Regions from separate parts of the Mus musculus genome. Here region 2 is linked to region 1. The links are chromatin loops, found by intact Hi-C in ENCODE. Cell type or tissue: left cerebral cortex. All regions are shown on one strand. Links, peaks and the distances in the headings refer to the core of each region. The heading gives the core; the rest is flanking DNA.

Region 1 (7,528 bases), core at 2,495-4,994:
TGAACGCGAAAGTTAATACCGTGGTCACATTGAGACACGATCTGCAGCAGGAAGGGGTGCAGTGATGGATGACAGACTCGGTGACACACCACGTGAGGATGAGAGGCCAGTCTGTCAGGAAGGAAGGTGAGGATCCTGGGTGGAGGAGTGAGATAGACCCTGGAGCTGAGCATGGTGGGATATGCCAGCCATAGCAGCATCTGCAGGTGGAGGCAGGAGGATTGCAGACTCTAGGCTAACATAAATTACTTGACAAACCCTCTTAAAAATGTAATAATAATATAAAACAGAGCTAGGTGTAGTAGCTCACACATATAACTTCAGCACTCAAGGGGCTAAGCCAGGAGGACTGCTTGGGTCTGAAGCCAGTTCGGGACACACGGTGAGCAACAGGTGTGCCTGTGTGTGTGCATGTGAGTGTGTACACTATGTGCCCCTGTGTGTGCATGTGTGTGTACTGGGTGTCTGTGTGTATGGAATATGTGTGTATTGTGTGCCTGTGTATGTGCATATATATGTACTGTGTGAATGTGTGTATGCCATGTGCCTGTGTGTGTGTGAGAGAGAGAGAGAATATGTGCATGCTATGTGCCTATGCAGTGTGCATGTGAGTGTGTGTACTGTGTGCCTATGTATGTGAATATGTTTGCACTGTGTGTCTGTGTGTGTATGTGTGCATCTGAGTGTATGCACTGTGTGCCTGTGTGTGTGCATGTGTGTATACTGGGTATCCGTGTATATGTGAATATGTATGCACTGTGTGCCTGTGTGTGTGCACTGTGTGCCCGTGTGTGTATGTGTGCATGCCTGTGTGTATGCATATGTATGTACTGTGTAAATGTGTATGTGCCATGTGCCTGTGTGTGAGAATGTGTGCATGCTGTGTGCCTATGCAGTATGCACGTGAGTATGTGTACTGTGTGCCTATGTGTGTGAATATGAGTGCACTGTGTGTCTGTGTGTGTATGTGTGCATCTGAGTGTGTGCACTGTGTACCTATGTGTGTGAATGGGTACGCACTGTGTACTTTTGAGCTTCCAGAAATGTTTACCCTGTCTCTGCCTCCTATCGCCCTGTAGAAGCACTGAGCCACCGCTGGAGTTTTGTGGGTTCTGCGGACTGAAACTCTGGTCCTTACACCTGAACAGCAAACCCTTTCACACACATCCCCTAAGCCCAGCAGGATGGAGACCATCAAGGCCAGGGAGGCAACTGCTACCATCCAGTCCTTCGTCCTTATCTAGTTGTGCCCTAAGCTCTATTTGCTTACCTTAGGACATGACCAGAGGCAGCACTCCCCCTCCCCCCAGCACCGCACCACCACTATCAAGCCATCACCTGACTTGACACTGTTTTCATTCTGGAACCAAGCTTGGAATTCATATGCACTTGCCTTCTGTCTCCAACGCTGTGGCCTGGGGAGCGGTTGGTGTCTCTATACTGACTGAAAACCTGAGACAGAGAAGGTGATTTTTCCAAAACCAACCTAGTCCTTAGACAATGGAGTCTGGGAACTTGGGTGCAGGACCAGCGACCACTATTATAGGCGGTGGGTAGATTACACTCAGCCACAGGTACCAAAGGAAGACAGATAGGGAATGGGGACAGACACTGTCCCTCCTGGGAGTGTCTCACTTGCCTTGGTGGACTGTACACAAGACTCTTGCTTTTTCTCCTCTTGACAAGTCCTGTTTTGCAGGTAAGGAAACCGTAGCCCAGGGAAGAGGAAGGGCACTAGAACACCAGAAAGCAGAACTGACTGTGGTCACAGGGTGGCTTGCTGAGCCAGCCAGGCAGGGGTATACAGTTTACAGCAGGTCACCTGGTACTGCTGCCTGGCTTCAGAGCAGGGTTCATGCAGCATGTCACCCACCAGGCTGAGGAGTGACAGGGCTGGAGTCATGAGGGGCATCACCAGAATCAGAGTAGTTCCTTACTTTCACTGTTTCTCCCAGTTCCTTTCTCCTCTCCCCACTACAAGGCCTGCAATACGGATGGATGTGTGGCTACGGCCATATGGGGGCCATACTCAGAAGTGAGCACCTCCTACATGCCTGGTCTCTGGCTCCGAGAGTCTGTGAGGGTCTCCTCCTTCTACATTGCTCTGTGTGACAGCAAAGATGTCACACCCTGACAGAGTCCTCTAAATCAAAATCGCAGTGACTTAGGAACCTTTTTCCTAGAATCTACACAGAGAAGAATTGGAAGCAGGGCCTCCGAGACGTGTTTACCCCACACCCTTTCAATGGTGTGAAAAAAAAAAAAGCTCACAAGGGCTGAGGGAATAAAATGACCCAGTTTTTCCCCTAACAGGTGAATAGAGATACAAAGTAGAAACAAAATAAGGTCCATTTCTGAGGGTGACCACGACTCAGCCTTGAAAAGAAAGGAGATCGGCACGGGCTACCTTATGAATGAGTCTCAGGAAGATTATGCTAAGTGACGGGTTCAGATGCAATGGGACAAATTCTTACAGGCATCTCTAAGGCAGTCGACTGGGTAGACAGAGAAGGCAGAAAGCTTGGGTGCCGGGAAGGAGGGGGGAGCTGGTGTTAAATGGGCACAGGGTGTAGCTTGGACAAGACAGCAAGTTCTCAAAATGGGTGGTCATGTCAGCCGTCCAGCGTGTGGTGGTAGCTCACATAAAACGACTGTGGAAGTGAGTGTCCTGTCAGGTATATTTTACTATGAATAAAAGCTAAAGTGACCATGCACACCACAGGCGCGCGTGCACAGCATCACAAGCTGAGGGAACTACCACAGAGGGAAGAAGAAAAGTCATTTTCTTGCCGTTGGAACAGGGCACTTGCACGTCGCTCCGCACTGGATCCTGCACTCCCGACCTTTGGACACACCCCAGCCATCCACCTCAGCTGACTTCCCGAGCTTTGCAGAGGCCGTGTGCTCAGATACAGAAGATCTGGGAGAACTCGCCCCTGCAGAAGGGCAGAGGGCGCAGAGGCTGGGCTCCGTGAGCCCCTCTTTGCCTGCCTTCCTTCTGGAAACCTGGCTCTCACCCTATGTGGTATACCAGGAGCTCATGGGAACAGCTGAGGCCGCCCCCCTCCCCCCGACCCTGACGTGCTATGCACCACGTCAGGGCTAGAGCCTGGATTTGGGGACTTGGAGAAGGACAGGGTAGCCCCTCCCCCTCCCCCACATTCACACTGTAGTCTCTTCCAATATGGATATACCTTCTTTACAGCCTCATTTATCTGTAGGCAGGCGGGGGTCTCATTTATTCCAGCATGGCCTCAGGCTTATCTGAGGTTCAGGAAGACCTTGCATGTGCCACCATGACCAGTTGGTGACATGCTGGGAATCGAACCCAAGGCTTGGAGCAGGCTGCATTAGGGCTCTACCGACTGAGCCATATTCACGGCCACATCTTGTTGGGTTACGGTGTTGTATTGTTTCTTAAAATCACCCTTGCCGGTGTGCTGGCACAAGCCTGTGACTTCAGCACTCTTGAGCGATAGAGACAAGAGTGTCTCGGGTTTGGAGCCAGGCAGGGCTGCACAGTGAAGTCCTATCACAAAGAGGTTGAGGAGACATCGGAGCTAGGCAGAGCGCCGGCCTAGCACCACAACCCAAAGCCTTCTTAGGAGTGCGCCCATCTTCACAGGCAGGATGTGGGCCTCACTCCCCAGAGGCCAGGCCTTCTTAGTCTCCTTGAGGACAACAAGATCCAGCTAAGGCAGCCCGGCTGCCAGAACTGCCTGCAAAGTCTCCACTGGGAAGTCCCAAGCACAGCTGTGTGGCCCGGGCTGGCTACCAGGGCTAAGGGTTTTGTGGGAAATATTCTGAGAAGATTTGGGGCTGGATGGGGGTGGAGTCAGGGGCTCCCTGGTCACGTGGGTCCAGAGTGCCCTTTGCCCCCCAGACCTGGGCTGCAGATACTAGTTGGGATTTGAACACAGGTTTGTGGGTTGAGGTGTTCAGAACTTAGTCCTGCTGACCCCTATTGACTGAAAACTCCAGCTGCAGCCTTGGTTCTTCTGAGCGCCTGTCCAGGCCTGAGGGACCTCTGTCTCCCCTCCCGCAGGCCCGTGGTCATGGCTGCCAAAGCAGGCAGCAGGCCGTGCAGATGGTCTGGGCAAGGGTCTCCACAGGGCTCTGGGTTCTGGGTGGAATTAAAAGCCAATAACCTCTCGGTAGGAATCAGGATGATGAAAGGAACTTCGTCCTTTAAGGACAGACAGGAGGCAAGTGACTGAAGTTGCAAAGAATGCTGTGGTTGAACTTTTTTTTTTTTCTTTCTTCTGTTATTTGTTTTCTGGCACAATCTGTCTCTGTGACTGGGCTGAGGGCTGTGTCCCTGCGACAAAGGCCTCTTTCTTATGACAATTTAATAGCTCCAACACGGGACAGCCCTGACTCTCCCATGGGCCCCACTCTGAAGGTTGCTGAAGGAGGTAGAACACCGGCTGCTTTGCTGCCGTCTGGTTCAAACTGAACTGAGGGAGATCTGGAGGAGAAGGACTGGCCTCCCAAATTTTAACCTCCTCCTCCTCTTCCTCCTCCTTCTCCTCCTCCTCCTCCTCCTCTTCCTCCTCCTCCTCTTCCTCCTCCTCTTCTTCCTCCTCCACCTCCTCTTCCTCCTCCTCCTCCTCCTCCTTCTCCTCCTCCTCCTCCTCTTCCTCCTCCTCCTCCTCCACCTCCTCCTCCTCCTCCTCCTCCTTCTCCTCCTCCTCCTCCTCCTCCTCCTCCTAGCAAAACTGCCAAAGGTCAAGGGGAGCTGATGCGTGGCCGTGGATGGGACATGGATTACGACGTGAATTCCAGGCTCTGTAGTAGGAAGTGGTTTAGAAAGCTAAGCAAGGACCAGGTCAGGGAGGCCTGAGCTGCTGCCTGGGCAGACTCTCCCCGTGAGTTCCTTGGGGCTATTGGAGCAGAGACTTCTCAGGGTTCCTGTGGCCAAAAGTCCATAGTCAAGGTGTCAGCGGGGCCAGGCTCTTCGGTAGCTCTAGGGAGGATCCTTCCTGCCTGTTCCAGCTCCGGGTGGCACCTGAACATTCCGGGAAGGCTTTTATTTGTATCTGTATCAGCTCAAACTCTGTCACACTGTCACAGGGGTGTCTTCCCCCCAGTGTGCCTGTATCGCTACAAACCCCCATTGTGTCTCTCTAACCTCCTCAATCCTCCCCACCCCGCTTATCTCATAAGCATTCCCAGTCATAGAGGACTTGGGACCCATTCTAGTCCAATAAGTCCAATAACTGAATGAGGCAGGGCCCACTGCCATGGAAGAACCTCCGCAGCGCTGGCAGTTAAGACATCACCCCCACCCCCAATCACCTCCATTCTGGAACTTTCTAGGACAAGTGACCCCTGCTCTGTATCTCTGTCTTTCTCAGTGACCTTGCCCATCTGTCCACCTCTCCCACTAGGTGGGTCCAGGCAAGCAGTTCACGACTTAGGTGCCACCAGATCATCTTGGTCCCACCTCTCTGGGGTGTCCCTTCCCTTGCTCCCACTCCCTTCCTCCCTTTCTCTATCCTTCCCTTCCTCCTTTCACCTCCTCTTCCTCCCTCTGTTCTGTATATTCTTCCTTACCCACCACTCAGGGGAGCCATTAAGGGCTATGGTTCTCACCATAGCGGCAAGCACCTATAGACACACTCAAAGCCTTCCTCAACATTAGCATCTGCTTCCTGTAGGACTGGCCGCGTAGACTGATTCTCACTGACGTGATTTTTGTACATTGTTGTCTCCCGGCCTCCCCAGGGAGATAGAAGATGCTCTTGACAGTTGAGCCGGGATTTCAACAGAGGACATCCAAAGTACTCATGATGGGGGTTGACATACTGCCCCCACGGAAGCTGACCCCAGTTCCCTACCACTTTGGAGGACTCTTTCTAAGTCTTTAGGTTACAACAGATGTGTTATCTTGAAAGGCAAAGAAGGGTAGTGGTTAGAGGCACAGGCTCCGTAGTTGGGCTGTTTGGGGTCAAAACCTACATCTGCCCTGAGCAGTCCAACCTACATTTTACATCTGCAAAGTGAGTATATCATCTTCTCTCACACAAAAGGCTGGAAGGCAAAGATGGGATACAAGGTGTCCTGTGTCCAGACACAAGGTCTCCACGTGGAAGGAGCTCAGGAAATGTTAGCTTTGTGAGTTTGGGAATCTGGTGGACAGAACTTAAATGCCCTTACTTGCTAAAGAATGGCCACACCTCTGCCTTGGGTCAGCAGCCCCCACCAAGCAATCATTAGAAACAGACTGGTGACACATGATCTTATTCAGTACTACACAGGCACTGATGTCCCAAAGCTACCTCAGCTTGCCACGCAGAATCTATGGGAATGCAGACCACCCTCCCTACAGGAGGGCCGCTTCAGTGGTCTGTCCTGGAAGACAATAGCTTCCTTCCCTGAAGTATCTGCACACCAGCTGCCGGGGAAGATGGATAGAGCCGTGGAGTAGACAGGGAGCCGTATCACTTTTGAGTGCCTGGGAAAGCCACATAGAAAGCACATTGGCTCCCAGAGGGCTCTGTGGGCCTGCCCCTCCCCTGGCTGCTCCAGGCTAACAGAGCCCATGTTGTGAATCTATGGCTCCTGCTGCCAAGATGTCCGGCCCCTGTCGCCAGGGACATGGGTGGGGGCGGCTGAAGCAACAGTGGAGGAAGAAGGGGTGAGCATAAAGAGCCCCTTGTGCTGCTGATGGGGGGAGGGAGAAGCGGCTGCTAGCTGCTTAGGGCAAACAGGGTGGGGGTGGGGGTCTCGGTAGCCTCCTTGTTTTGAGACAGTGAGGTGAGATCAGAGGGGTCTGGAATCTAGTCCAGGTAATAAGGGAAGCAAAAGAAAGACTCTCTGGGCACAGGGCTGTCTCTTCTGAAGTTGCTAGTGGGTTTCGGAGCAAGACATCAGAAGCAAGCTTGTCTCTGGAGACCACTTACAGCCCAATCAGTTCTCCCCCAAAAAAGAGGGAGCCTAGGGAATCACAGGGATGCCATGAAGATGCGTGAGTAACCTCATGCCTTATTTTCTGAGATGGTCCGTGAGAAAGAACCCTCTTAACTGTGGACAAGTCAGATGTTTGCATATTCTCAGCCCAGGGAGTGCACTATTAGAAGGTGTGGCCCTGTTGGAGTAGATGTGTCACTGTGGGTGTGAGCTTTAAGACCCTCTTTCCAGCTGCCTGGAAGCCAGGATTCTGCTAGCAGCCTTCAGATGAAGATGTAGAACTCTCAGCTCCTCCTGCACCGTGCCTGCCTGGATACTGCCATGTTGCTGCCTTGATGATAATGGACTGAATCTCTGAACCTGTAAGCCAGCCCCAATTAAATGTTGTCCTTATAAGAGTTGACTTGGTCATGGTGCCCCTTTCCCTGACCAAATACTCATACTGACAAGACTTGTCAGTTCACAGCAGTAAAGCCCTAACTAAGACATCAGGTCATACCCAGTTCTTGAAAAATATATTGGGGGTAGGGCTTCAGCAGCTAAGAGCACTGACTTCTTTTACAAAGGATCTCGGTTCAATTCCCAGCAACCTTACAGCAGTTCACAGCCATCCATG
Region 2 (7,528 bases), core at 2,622-5,121, 70 kb before region 1:
AGCTTTAGGCATCTGGCCATGTTACATCTGTGGTCAAGAAGCAGAGAGTGATGCATGCTGGAACTTATCTCATTTTCTCTTTATTAATTTAGTCCTAGTACCACCCACATAGGATGGGCATCCTCATTTCATTTAGCCTGATCTAGGTAATGTTGCATACGTAGCTAGAGTCTTGTTTCTCTGGCGATTCTGTTCTCAGGTTGATAATATTAACCATCACATTTTTTTAAAAATTGAAAAGTTTTTTACATTATAGGGCAACACAAAGATGGCCACCAACCCATGACTCTTCCTCTCATGGGGAAGTAAACTCTAACTCCTTTCCCTATGAAGTTTGATTGGCTTTAATGGCTTATTGACTGGAAGGATATGCAGGAAGTGACCTCTGGCTTCTGAAGCTAAGGCATAAGTTGTTTGACAGCTTGGTCCATCTGTTTAGCGTCCTTGAACACCAAGAAAATGTCTGCAGGTCATAGACACACAGTTCTTAGGCTGATAGCCAGAGACTATTATTCACCCACCACTGAGATCTTCAAAGATGTATCAGAGACTTGACTGAAGTCATCTTGGTCCATGGGGCCCAGCTACTTATCTGCAGAGGATCAGTAAATAGCTCCCATGTATCAGGCCATATAAGATAAGAGACTTAATCTAAGTTTTGCCCAAATTCCTGATCTGTGTATTTGCCACATACGGTATTTGTGGTTTTGAGCCATTGAGTTTTTGATGACTCCTTCACACAACAGTGTATAGTTGCTGTCTAAGGGCTTTTTCTCTCCTTTGGGATAGCCTCAGCTATCATTGATTACTTTGTTGAAGTTTATTGGAAGATGAGCCCCAGGATCAAGATCAAGGTGAAATTAAAGTACCTGAGGTCCCAATGGATCAGCAAACCTCAGTTCTGAAGTTCATCTTCCTTGGGACTTCTTCATAACCCATGATCTCACTTTCTAAACCAGGTTCCATTAAGCTTTGTGTCACATGTGACACAAAGCATCGTTGACTAACCGTCAGTCAGGTTGCCTGCATTAGGCTAAAACATGGGGTTCCTGGTCTACAATGGCATTGCCCCTGCTAGATTATCTTGGAGATGTCACCCAACTTTTCTAGAGCTCTTCTCCCATATTGAACTAGAAAAGAATATTTTCTTTTCCATCCTTAATTTACAAGATGTTTCACACACTGGTGGATTTTTTAATAGACTCACAGAAACACAAGGTACCACTGGGATCCATGCATGGATGATTCTGCCCTCCTGAACTTAGACTATAAGAGAACTTACAGCATCCTTTGACGGTTTCATGCAAGCTTCACGTCCATGGTTTGAGGTGATGGGTACTGCTGCAGCCTTTCTGTGTAGATATACAGTCAGGTCAGGCGTGTTGAGTACTCAGTCATAAAATAATTGATTCATACAATGGTAGTAAAGTTGGAACTCGAACCTGTATCATCTCATGTTGGTTCCGTTATCAGTCACACAATCTCGTTACCACCCTGCTACAGAGAGAAGACCCAGCTTTTTGGCAAGGGGGTTTCTGGCCTCATGGAAACCTTTGAAGGAGCTGCTCTAAGAAACAGCAGCTCTGACCTCCCATTGACTCCCAACTTTCATTTCCGGATGATGCTAGGATATTTTCCCCTCTCTTGTCTGTCGAACTCTACTTCTAACCCAGTCTCCACATCTAAGTGTTCTGCTCTGCTTTTTTGTTACTGGTGTGTGTGTGTGCGTGTGCGTGTGCGTGCGCGTGCGCGTGCGCGTGCGCGTGCGTGTGCGTGTGTGTGTGTGTGCGTGTGTGTGTGTGTGCATGCTTGTGTGTGTGGTGTGTGTGTGTGTGTGGTGTGTGTGCGTGCGTGTGTGTGTGTGTGTGCGTGTGTGTGTGCATGCGTGTGTGTGTGTGTGTGTGCGCGCGCGCGTGCACGCGTGTGTGTGCGTGCATGTGTGTGCGCGTGCGTGTGCGCGTGCGTGTGCGTGTGCATGTGCGCGTGTGTGTGTGTGTGTGTGTGTGTGTGCGTGCAGCTCAAGTGCATGAGCATGTGTGAGTGTGTGAAGCCAACAGTCAGCCTCGGATATTTATCTTTGAGCACCATCCACCCTGACTTTGAGACAGGGTCTCTCCCTTGCCTGAACCTGACTGAGATTTGGTTGGCTGGTCAGTGAGTTCTGGGACTCCATCTTTCTTTCTCTCTCTCCTCAATGCTGGGATTATAAGTGCATGCTGCTGTACCTGGCTTTTCTACAGAGGCTTCAGGTCTCAAACCCGGGTCCTTATGCTTGTAAGTCAAGCTCTTTACTGACTGAACTTTTCTTCAAAGTCATCTTCCCAGCTGCAGACAGCAGAACCTTCGGACTGTTACATTCCTCTGGATCTGTGTTCCAGTCACCCCAGCCTGGAGACCCAGGGCCACTTCCCCTCTGCTCTTGGCAACACACCATGGCACACTGTATCAATGGACCTTGCATCCGCTGGCCTTGGTGTCATTACCTTGCCTACTCTGTCTTTTGTCATTTTCTTTTGTCCAGACCACTGGCATCTGCTTCTAAGTAGTTTCCCCACTGCCATCTCTTCTCACTTTCCCAGGTACCTTCCAATGGGAGATCAGAGCTGCTGTCTCTTAGAGCAGCTCCTTCAAAGGTCCCCACAAGGCTCCACACATCTTAACCCAAGAATAGCCCAGAGCTTACTAAGAATTGTGAATCATTTGCCCATGCTTCTCACCATCCCCGTCCATCTTTTCCTTCAGAGCCCCTGTAAAACATCCCCTCTGCCTGGAGGAGAGGCTACCTTCGGGAATCTTCCTTAGTGATTACCCACCTTTTAATCTTGTCATTTCTTCTGTCCCCAGCTATTTAATGTGTGTCCTAACCACGTAGTATAGCTGGGCTTACCTTACTCACTGAAATTTGGTTCTGATATGTTTTCTTTACCCCATTGTAATCTGAGAGCATGGCCACACCCTCCTTGTTTTGATAGCCATTCCCAGGACCTGGCTAAGCAGCTAGCTCAGTGGAGGTGTCCAATCACCATGCATGGAATGTGTTGGTGTGACTGGAGTTCAGGGTTGGGCAAGGAGGGTGTTCTAGAGGCCATATGTCCAATTCCATCTTCTTCTGACTTCCCTGTCTACAGAATGACACAGGTCAAGCAAGGTCCTAACGAGTCCCCTGTTGGTTGTGGGGCATATAACTAATCCCAAAATACACTTGAACAACTTCATGAAAGCACTTTTCAAATAGCTTTATGACAGATCCAGGCCCACAAGGTTGGGGGCCAATGGCTGAAGATTTATTGAATCACAACATGACCTTGGGGACAATGGGCATTGTGTTTCCTAACACAATGAGGGAACCAGGCCACCAAATCCACCCCCCCCCCCATGTGAAAGACCAGCCGTCAGGCTCCATGTAACCTCAACTGGCCAAAGACCTCTCCTTGGGCTGTGCATGGGCTGCTGGTCAGGTCCACAGGCTCAGAGAGAGGAGCTGGAAAGTCCCAAATGTGTGGTCACCAGGGCAGGTTGGGGAGGAAGGGGGTGGGAGAGAAGAGAGGAATTGTCAGGACGCGGTGATTTAGTGTCTGTCTCTTTTCTGCCTCCCTGCCTGCCTCCCTCCCATCACGGCCTCCCGCACAAGGAACTATTGAGCTGGGACAGAACAAACGCTCCCTTATGCGGCTCCACGGAGTCTCTTGGGTTGTCCGAGACAGCTGCCTGTAGCACGCTACGGTTACTCATTACCCAGGTTCCCAGGCAGGAAAAGGAGGGAGCTTAATAGACCGAACTAAACCCCCAGCTCAAATACTCTGGCCATAAATAAATAAATAAGTCAGGTGTACCAGGGGGGAAGAGGAGGCCACTGCGCAGGAGGGGGTGGGGAGGGCTCAGCAAGTGAATGAGTGGGGAAAAAAAAAAAACCCAAGCACTTCTAAAGGAGAAGATGAGGGAGGAAAACTCCCATCCGAGAAAGCACAGAGAGGCGTTTGTGCTTGCTGCTGCCTGCAGAGTGGACTAGAGTCTCAGAAGGCCATGCGGGGAGCAGGCAGACAGCTAGGACTTTGAGGGCATTGGGGAGAAAGGCCTATTTATCCAGCTGTTGTGCCCCAACTTTTGGAAGCGTGGCTCGCTTCTTGAAAGTTACAAGGAGTGATTGTAGAAGTGATGATGGACGGGTCATGTCTTGCCTTCCTTCTCACTCACAAAACACAGTCTTGCCCACAGCTGACCCAGCTCCCATAAAACAGATGAGGACAGTAGGGATGGGTGTATAGGCAGAGGAGTGGGGGACTGCTGGCATGAAGCCAGGTTATACATGTCAGAGACAGACAGACAGACAGACAGACAGACAGACAGACAGACAGACACACACACACACACACACACACACACACACACACACAGAGTCTCATGCAGCCAGCTGGCCGTGAACTCACTAAGTAGCCAAGAATGACCTTGAGCTATGCTCCAGACTCCGTGGCCCCCATATCTAAAGTAATCCACATGAAAAGATCTGAAGCTGAATCTTCACATCTGTACCCCACAAGGAGACAGTGGGTCTGAAGATACTTTTAGTTGTCACATCATGATGGTACTGGCCTTGAAGGATAGAGGCTAGGATACTGTATCTTACAGTGCACAGGACAGCACCTTGTAAGACAGAACGGACTGGACCCAAATGTCATGGTTAATAAGACAGAGATGCCTTGCCTCGGAGCTGTGTCTTAGAAGGCATGGGGGCCAGGTATGAGGCCACACCCCTTTCTAGTTAGGCGGATGGAGATCAGGCCTTACGGTTTCCTCAATCTGTTCATGCCTCAGGTGAGCCAGGAAGGGAGATGAGGGCAATGCTGTTCCAGTCACACCAGTTGTGGGGGGTGGGGTGGGGAGGACAATGTGCATATGTTTGATCTTGCCAGGTGGGGTGTGTTGTAGTTATGTGTTTGCATGTGATGCTATGCAAGTATTTGGCATAGTATGTGCACATGTGCGATATATATGTGTGTGTGTGTGTATGTGTGTGTGTGTGTGTATGTGTATATATATATTTTTGTACACTATATGGGGATGTGCATGTGTGATCTGTACCTATATGTTATATATGTATTGTTTGTAGATGTTCACAGATGCTATTTGTATGTTGTGTGGGTATACATGTGTGTGACATGTGCTCAGATGTTATGCATGCATTGTGTGTAATGTGCGTGTATGTGATTGTGCCTGTATGCTATAAGTATATTGTGTGTGGATGGCAAGGATTTGTGCATTGTATGTGATCATTCATGTTATGTGTACATTGTGTGTAAAGTACATATATGTGACCTGTTCATGAATGCTATGTGTGCATTGTGTGTTGGTTCACATATGTATGATCTATGCATTATGTTATATGTGCATTGTGTGTGGTGTGTGCATGCATGTGGACGTACATGGATGTCTATGCAGTATGTGCATGTATATATGTAGTACATGCATGCATGGCTGCAATAGATGGCCAATGGCACAGCAAGATAACCAGGAGAGACTATCCCATAGCAGCTGGTAGATGAGGACCTCTTTAGCAGACAGGATACTATCTGGAGAGACTTCAAGAATAGGCTGTCTTAATTACTCAGGAGCTGTGACCTTGGACAAGGCATTTAACTTCTGAAGACCCCAGTTGTCTTTCTATAAATGCATTATAGGAGTGCCTACTTTGTGGGTTACAAGAATCAACACATTTTTATAAACTGCCATGGCATAGAACAAGCACTCACCAGAGAGTTCTCCAGATTGTAGGAGGCAGTTCTTCCTGAAGGCTAACCTACCACCTGTTTAAATTTCTGCCATTTAAGGACAGTCATTCTTCATGAGTCTACCCCCATAGTGTCCTGTTGAGTTCAGCTACCTTTCTGTGCCCATGTCTGAACTACATACTCCAGCAGCCCCTAGTTCTTTTGACCCAGAAAGGGAGGAGAGAGTGAGCTTGTTATCAATTCACTGCTTTCCACAGGGCCTGGGGACCCCAAGCCTTCCCTGATGACTCCAGTAGACTGCCTGCCTTGTGCCTACAGCTGGCTCCTTCCTTCCTAGGTCCCTCAGATGCCTGCCAATGTTATTGCCACCATAAAACAATGACAGGCACTCAATCAGCCTGCCCTGGCCTTCACAACCAGTTTGTCAGAGCCACCCCTCCCTTCCTCCTTGTTAGCTCTCCACTTGCTTATCTGCTGCTGGAGACAGAAGTCTCGAGTTTAATTGTAGCAAATAAATTATTGATCTCCAAAGCCAGCTCCTCCCATGCACACGACAATCCCTTCCATTCACAGCACTGGGGCAGGACTGCCATCTGGGCAGACCCCGAGTCGGCAACAAAGGGAGCACCCATGTTGGAGTCTGCATTCTATCCACACCCAGAGGGACTTGAAGCAGGCAAGTAAAATCCCTCTTTTGCCTGCCAAGAAGCAGCTCCCACTCTCTGTCCTTGACATCAGCAAAGGTCTTGACAACAGCGTGACCACTCTGGGTCCTTGGGAGCTGAGCAGTGAGTGGTATGTAGCTGCTACCTAACTCACGGCATCTTATGAGCAGTTAAGGCTGGCAAGACACATGCTGGAGCAATGTGGAGTTAGTGAAGGATCGTGGATCCGCGCCCTCTCCCATCTCTGGCCGTACAATTGCATCATCGCTGTTACATGGGGTAACCCTTGTAACACATCCACATATTGACTCTTGGTACTCTTGGGTACCAGGCACTGCTTTAAGCACGCTCTCTCAGTGACCATCCTACAAACAGGGAAGCCAAAGTTCAGAGCGTTGAAATTATGAGGCCCCTGAGGAACAGCGAGTCTAGAATTTGAATTCAGCACACGTCTACAGCTTGTTTATTCAAGACAGTACCTAATGTCTGGTCTCAAACTTGCTATAGAGGCTGATACCCACAAACTTAAGGATCCTCCTGCCTCCACCTTCCAAGTGCAAGGATTACAGGCACGTAATGCCTAGTTTAGAGGAGACTGAACCCAGAACTTTGTTCGGGTTGTTCAAACACTCTGTCAACTGAGCTATACACCCCCGTCCTGCAATGTCAGATCTTGGAGATGACCAGTCTGGAGGTTCTTAAGTATTCCTCTCCAGTCCCTCATCCCCTTCCCTGGAAGGGGAAATCACACCCGGTTTGTTTCATTAGTCTTTTTAATGTACTGGCGATTTATCTTCCTGAATAACATGTCGCCCAGTTAGAGATTTGAACGTTGTCTAAGTGACCTCATATCGCCTACAGCTTGCATTCTCTTCCCCAACAACAGGGATCTACTTCCTTACAATTTCCTCTGTGCCCTTCTGATGTAGAGCCTTTGCTCCACCACAGCACTCCTGGGTAAGTTCAAACTGTTCTCGTTTACATTCAAGAATAAAGTCTTTGTGAAATGTTGCAGAGTTTACAAAACCATCCTCGCCCATCATCCGGCTCTAACACAGATCTGCACTCTCTTCTTTTTCTAACAATCTGGATGTCTGTTAAAATGAGACCCGTGTTCAACACAGGGTTCTGGGCATT

The links. Hi-C counts contacts between places; a loop is a spot of excess contacts. Peaks named below come from ENCODE experiments on the same cell type or tissue, not always from the same donor. Only the 100,000 strongest peaks of a DNase experiment are listed, where the experiment ranks them.
Region 2: it touches region 1 in a loop (2.9-fold over the local background); 1 of 42 quality-filtered maps calls a loop at or near these places.

The regions. Positions count from the first base shown.
Region 1 is chr11:113,288,244-113,295,771 of GRCm38, forward strand. All of the region lies in intron 7 of Slc39a11 (solute carrier family 39 (metal ion transporter), member 11), which reads right to left. Among named protein-coding and RNA genes, the nearest start is that of Gm51927, 17 kb to the right of the region's middle. In left cerebral cortex, for the core only: a CTCF peak has its summit at 3,958; DNase peaks (open chromatin) are centred at 4,032 and 4,292; H3K27ac peaks cover 310 bases.
Region 2 is chr11:113,217,856-113,225,383 of GRCm38, forward strand. It overlaps Gm39505 (a long non-coding RNA gene), which reads right to left and starts at 1,425. Exons shown (of 3, transcript XR_880299.2): 1 at 1,283-1,425; 2 at 522-592; 3 at 1-27. In left cerebral cortex, for the core only: no CTCF peak of the experiment used is centred there; DNase peaks (open chromatin) are centred at 3,654 and 4,033; H3K27ac peaks cover 184 bases.